2 separate regions of the Homo sapiens genome follow, and region 1 is linked to region 2. A link is a loop called in an ENCODE intact Hi-C map of the cell type or tissue named here. Cell type or tissue: left ventricle myocardium inferior. All regions are shown on one strand. Links, peaks and the distances in the headings refer to the core of each region. The heading gives the core; the rest is flanking DNA. Region 1 has its middle 520 kb from the start of LINC02438. Region 2 overlaps LOC105374510 (a long non-coding RNA gene).

What was found. Peaks named below come from ENCODE experiments on the same cell type or tissue, not always from the same donor. Only the 100,000 strongest peaks of a DNase experiment are listed, where the experiment ranks them.
Region 1: a loop joins it to region 2, with 2.7 times the contacts of the local background. A loop is called at or near these places in 48 of 110 quality-filtered maps.

What each region holds. Positions count from the first base shown.
Region 1 is chr4:18,933,128-18,936,052 of GRCh38, reverse strand. No RefSeq gene overlaps it. Among named protein-coding and RNA genes, the nearest start is that of LINC02438, 520 kb to the left of the region's middle. In left ventricle myocardium inferior, for the core only: a CTCF peak has its summit at 1,636 (motif pointing right); no DNase peak of the experiment used is centred there; H3K27ac peaks cover 128 bases.
Region 2 is chr4:18,687,868-18,690,792 of GRCh38, reverse strand. The region is part of intron 2 of LOC105374510 (a long non-coding RNA gene); the gene reads right to left. Among named protein-coding and RNA genes, the nearest start is that of LCORL, 670 kb to the right of the region's middle. In left ventricle myocardium inferior, for the core only: a CTCF peak has its summit at 1,293 (motif pointing left); no DNase peak of the experiment used is centred there.

The sequences.
Region 1 (2,925 bases), core at 237-2,736, 250 kb before region 2:
TAGGAGTGCATGAAATTCAATTCACAACACTACAGCTTACACATTCCAAACTCACTGAAGAGATAAGCCTTCCAATTAATGATCTCCTTGTGTAATTGCTTTCCCTCGCTTACCCAGTTCACTTTTGATCGTGCCCTGTTACGAATTCCCTCACCTGCTTACACGGTGAGTTCCTTTCAAAGGGAACCACTGGGGGCTGCAGGAAGTGGGCTGGGTAGTTGGATACATGGTGAGATGGGTTTAGCTGGATTTTTGGCCTGTCATCTTTTAGCTTACACCTCCCTAACTGTTATATCAGGACTACCTGAGGTCTTCTTTCTTGAACTTCTGACAAGTTGTTTCCTTTGTTCCTTTTACTTCCTTTTAAGAGACTGTCCATTTTGAAGAGAATTGAATCATTGATCTCAATCTGAATGCCCCTGCAAGTCTGAAATCCAATGGTAGGACTAACCAGCTGATGACTGGTTTCCCATGGACAGAAAGCAAGCTAGGATGTCAACGCTGTCCTGTTGTATTTATGTCTTATTTATAAGACATCATTCTTACGAGTCTCTGCATCATAGGCATCTGCATGTGGCACATAGTGGGAGCTTGGCAAATATTTATTACATGGCAATATGGATGAATATTTAATAATAATTGTAAACTTAGCTTAAGGATTATTTTTAAAAACAAGATGGCAGAGATAAAAAACAGTGATTTTTTTAAAAGAAATATATACAGAAAGCAAACAGGAAGAGACGATATGAGAAGCCAAAGGTTCTGATTCCATAAGGTTGGTGGGAGCACCTGATTCTGCAATTTACAAGCGCCCAGCTGACCTTGGTAGCAGGTAGCCCTTTAAATTCTTTGAAAAACACTTGTAAACAACAAAAGCCAGTCCTAGAGTCAGAAAACAAGGGTTCATGGCTGGGAATCCAGTTCATTTCCACTATTTGCTGGTTGAGAATGAACTGGACTGAGATTCCCACCTCCACAACCCCTGCCTGTGATGAAGGTGAATGACAACAGCATTTAGCATTAGTCTCTCAGGCTAAACACAGTAAGAGTGGATTGAGACAGGCATAAGAAAACAATCCCCAAACAGAAAAGTCAGCTGTTGTTATTTAACAAAACAGAGTGGACAAAATTCCATTAAGATGAAATAGATGATTTAAAATACATATCCAGGTGATAAGCAAACAGGATTAAGAGTTGATGACTGGAACAAGTTGTCTATTATTTGTATTTCACTTTATTTTTGGTGTTTAGAGGAAATGCCTTCAGTTGGTCTTAATGGGCTATGGAAAATAATAGCACTGGAAAATTAATGGTGTACCATAGCATTCTTGACTTCTTGTTTGATGTCACCTGTCATAATCTGTACTACATCATACTCATGTCTGCAGGTTGGTGAGGCATTCACTCTATGGACAGTTATACAGGGTCTTTAGAGAATGAATCATGTGAGTGAGAATACGTCATTGGAGTTAGAGCACAAAGGGTCTTAGTTTCACTAATTTTAATGACTTGGGTTTTTCTTCACTTGAGAGTGTAATTATCCCTGATCAGCAACTCTGTCCTAAACACTCTACTAAGGGGAAGGAAGTAGATAAAGAGGAGATACCTTTATTTCCTGTTTGCTGAATCGACTGCTGGATAGACACAAGGGGGAGCTGATACAATATATAAATGAGTTTCCTACGAAAATTCAGCAGTGGCTTGAAGGTCACATGCCAGCCACGTGAAATATTTCATTCCCATTAATTCATTTCTTTTTAATGAGCACTTTAGTGAATGTTTTCAGTTATTCAGGAACCATACACAAGGGAGGGTGTGTGTGTGTGTGTGTGTGTGAGGGAAATTCAAAAATCACCAAGTCCAGTTCTTCATCCTTCAAGGCAGGGATTTCCCAAGCCTGACATAAAACAGAGTGGGATATTTACCGTATATTATTTCCTGAACCAAAACAAATTCTTCTCTGACTTTCTTAATATTGAAGAAACAAGCTCAAACTATCACAAACTAAACTAAGAAAGGTCAAAAAGAAGATCCCTTCAGAGATAATTCATAGCATAAAATTAATCTGACTTTTCATGGGTTTCTAAACTTCCCAAGTGGAAGAGCTTCTAAATCTTCCGTCTCATCTTCACATTCCCGTATATAGATCAAAGAAAGCAATTCACATCCCTCCACATTCAAGGTAATTCTGTTAAGTTCTGTTTTTCAAGTTGCCTTAAATAGCAATATTTTGAAGCTAGTCCTTCTGTATCTTGATGGTCAAAAACAATCTTTCCCTGCCTCATCCAATCCACCTATATATCTACATCCACCATTCTCTCACCTGTTTGCTCTGTCATCAGACACAGAAGAGCAACACAAGATGCAATGCATGAGGGAGACTGAAGAAAGAGTAAGGTGTATTTTAATCAGAGCATTTCTGAATTCTCCCGCTTTTGAGAAAGGTCCAGTAAATGGCCTTCCTTAGGCTTCACTGGCTTTCTCTCTCTCATTGAGAGAAATCTGTCCCGCCCTGTGAATCCAAAAGCATTTTTTTTCCTCAAAGGCAATTGTGCTCATTATCTTCTATTACAGTGATTTACCTTCTTGTTGCCTTTCCTTTAGTAGATTATAAACTCCTTATAATTTGGATTATATTTTGATTTGTTTCAGTTTTTTTCGCATAGCCAAACACCATGTTTTATACAGGATAGCGGCGACATATATGATTGTTGCACAAAGTTGTGGGGCTTTACAATATAATTACAATAGCCTGAGAAAACTTTATCTTGGTAGTTGAAAAAGTTCCATAAATATGCCGAAGCATCTCTGAAGAGTTCCTGCATTTTATTACCTACATAAAAATATTTCTACCCCCTCCTGTCCACTATCATAACAGTACTGCCAGTACTGTTAGAATGGAACAGTACTTTTAGAATGGAATGT
Region 2 (2,925 bases), core at 268-2,767:
AGCATGCATGCATCTCCATTGTGCTAGATGCATTATGATAGAGTAGGATTAGGCAGAAAGACAGGGACTTCATGACATATTAAAATACTTTGTGTCTAAACACTGCCCAGAGACTGAAGAGGGATTTAAAAAACGCTACTGTCCATGACAAGGGCGGGGGGATTTCAAGTGTGACCTAGTTTTGTTGTTGTTGTTGTTGTTGTAATGGAAGGAAGATAGATTTTGGTATATTTGTTTCACATTTTACCCTGAAGACCACATGACATATCACTTTGTTTTATGTTAAGAGGGATTCTTCTTAGAGTGTTGTGTTGCTTTGCAAATGGAAAGGCAGGGCTATGCTTCCAATGACTCTGCCTTGAAATAATTTAAATTTAGGCCAGAAAGTTTAGCAATTTATGATAAATATTGAGAATAAGCAAATTTGCAATTTTCAGGGAAGTCTGGAAGATTCCTTTTTCATATTAATAAAAGGTTGCTCAGTATGAACCATGCAAGTGGAAAAATTTCTTTTGGTTGAAACACCAAATCTGCTATGTTAGATTTAGAAGAAATACATTTCTTTTCCTTGATCTTAAATTTCTTGGAAAGTACTCCTCTGAAAGTTTTAGAAATAAAATAGTCAGCAACAATAATAATCATGATAACTGGTAATAATAATAGCTTTGCCTGTATGCATGCCATTTGTTTTTCAAAGATTAACCACATACATTTACTTAGTTGATCAAAGCACCTTCCCTTGCCTGAAAATTCGGTTCAATTTACCTTGAGAATATTTGGTCTCAGGCAGTCACAACTGGCCACAGTAGGAATGGCTTTTAAACAGCAGTGAGCACCCTGTCAGGAATATAACAAAGTTTAGCAGGTGTTGCTTTGGTTTTCTGGAACTGTAAATAAATTCCAGAGATATTCATACTTACACATGCTGAGGGCTTGGCGAAACTGTGTTCAAAAATCACACACCACTTAATAAATGGGTTCATAATTTCTTTCAGCTAAAGACACTGTGGATGGATATGCAATGTCTGATTAAAAATAAGGAATAGGGATTAATTTTGATTATTTGGAAAGAATGTGGCTGCATATCAAATAACGTCTTTAATCTGACTTTTTAAAAAACTGGCTGAAAAATCACTGAAAAGCATGGAACCCAGTGGAAAATTGGATCAGATGTGCTATATTTATAGCCACACAAATAAACACATTTCGAATTCTGTTTGTTGGAAGCCTTTACTGTTTTGTAACAAGGTAGCGCTCCCTTTGAAATGGGAACCCTGCCATCTAGTGAGCATTTTGGGTATCGCATCTCAGATCATTCCTCAACACAAATAGGTTAAATTAAATCTTGAGTTATTTTAGAGTTGCAGTATATTGTAAGTATTTATAGACGGAGAAATTGAAGGAAGAGGGTTGAAAGATTTTTTCAAAAAGGCTCACATTAGTCTAATGGCAGTGTTTTAAATAATATCAAAATAACTGGGTTCTCAAACACAAAAATGTATTATTCAATAGGCACAAGATTAACTCTTTCCTTTTATCTAACAACATTTTTGCTATATAAACCACTGGTTATTCAGTGAAGACCTTCTTAACTATTCACAGTTAGTCTATGAAACAAATTCTATATTATTTTTTAGTTAATTATTCCAGGGGTTAAATTTCAATGGTTCATTAAAAAATGATTTGCTTTTGGCTTCATTTTTGCTTTTGGCTTTCTTTCATGAAAGAAATAATGCATAGTCAGATAATAATCTGAAATATTTGTATAATTCATCGAGTCTTTAACTTTTCTATTGAGTTTCTTAAAAAAAATTGACTGGTCTTGAAAATCATATCACTGTGTGTGTTAAAATTCATTGACATAAATACATGTTTTAAAAAGAAAGCTTTAACCAATTTGTGAAGGAGTATTACTTCACTAGGAAGAATCACACAAATGGAAAAAATAATTTTCTGTCATTTTAAAACATTATCTTCAAGTCATAAGGATTCTCAAGTCATTTATTTAACAAATGCATGTTGAGTCTCTACTAGATATCAGTCACTGGGAGATAGGGCATTTCTTCTCTTCAAGAAGTCTGAGGTACTAGGATAGGCAAACATACTAAGGGAGGAGACCACCCGTCATATTGTCTTATGCCCAATTTCTGCCTCCAAAGAAAGAAGAAGTAAAAACTAAAAGACAGAAATGAATTCCACAGGCAGACAGCCCAGCGCCATGCCCTGGGCCTGGTTAAAGATCGACGCCTGACCTAACCGGTTATGTTATCTACAGATTCCAGACATTGTATGGAAAAGCATTGTGAAAATCCCTGTCCTGTTCTATTCCGTTCTGATTACTGGTGCATGCAGCCCCTAGTCGTGTATCCCCTGCTTGCTCAATAGATCACGACCCTCTCACGCAGAGCCCCTTAGAGTTGTGAGCCCTTAAAAGGGACAGGAATTGCTCACTCAGGGAGCTCAGTTGTTGGAGACGTGAGTCTTGCCGAAGCTCCCGGCTGAATAAAACCTTTCCTTCTTTAACTCGGTGTCTGAAGGGTTTTGTCTGTGGTTTGTCCTGCTACAATACAAATAAATAATTATGTATGTGTCATGGACTCCCTCATAGAAGCACGCATAACATACACAGTGGAAATCGGTCAGCAGTCATGATGCTGGCTAGAGAAAGTTTCATAGACAAAGAGAAATACTTGATTTGGAGCAACAGAAGTTTCCCAAGTTAGTGATTAAGCATATTTATGTGTTTGTAAAGTTATTTTTTAAAAAAATTTTAAGGTTACAGTTTTAACAAATGCAGAAATGGTCCAAACCATTGACATTTTAAAACAATAGGGACAAAATGAAGTTTAAGAGCCCACAAAATTCCAGTCCATGTTTCATGATTTATTTCAGTCAGTGAATTTTCTATGTATACTAAACATACGG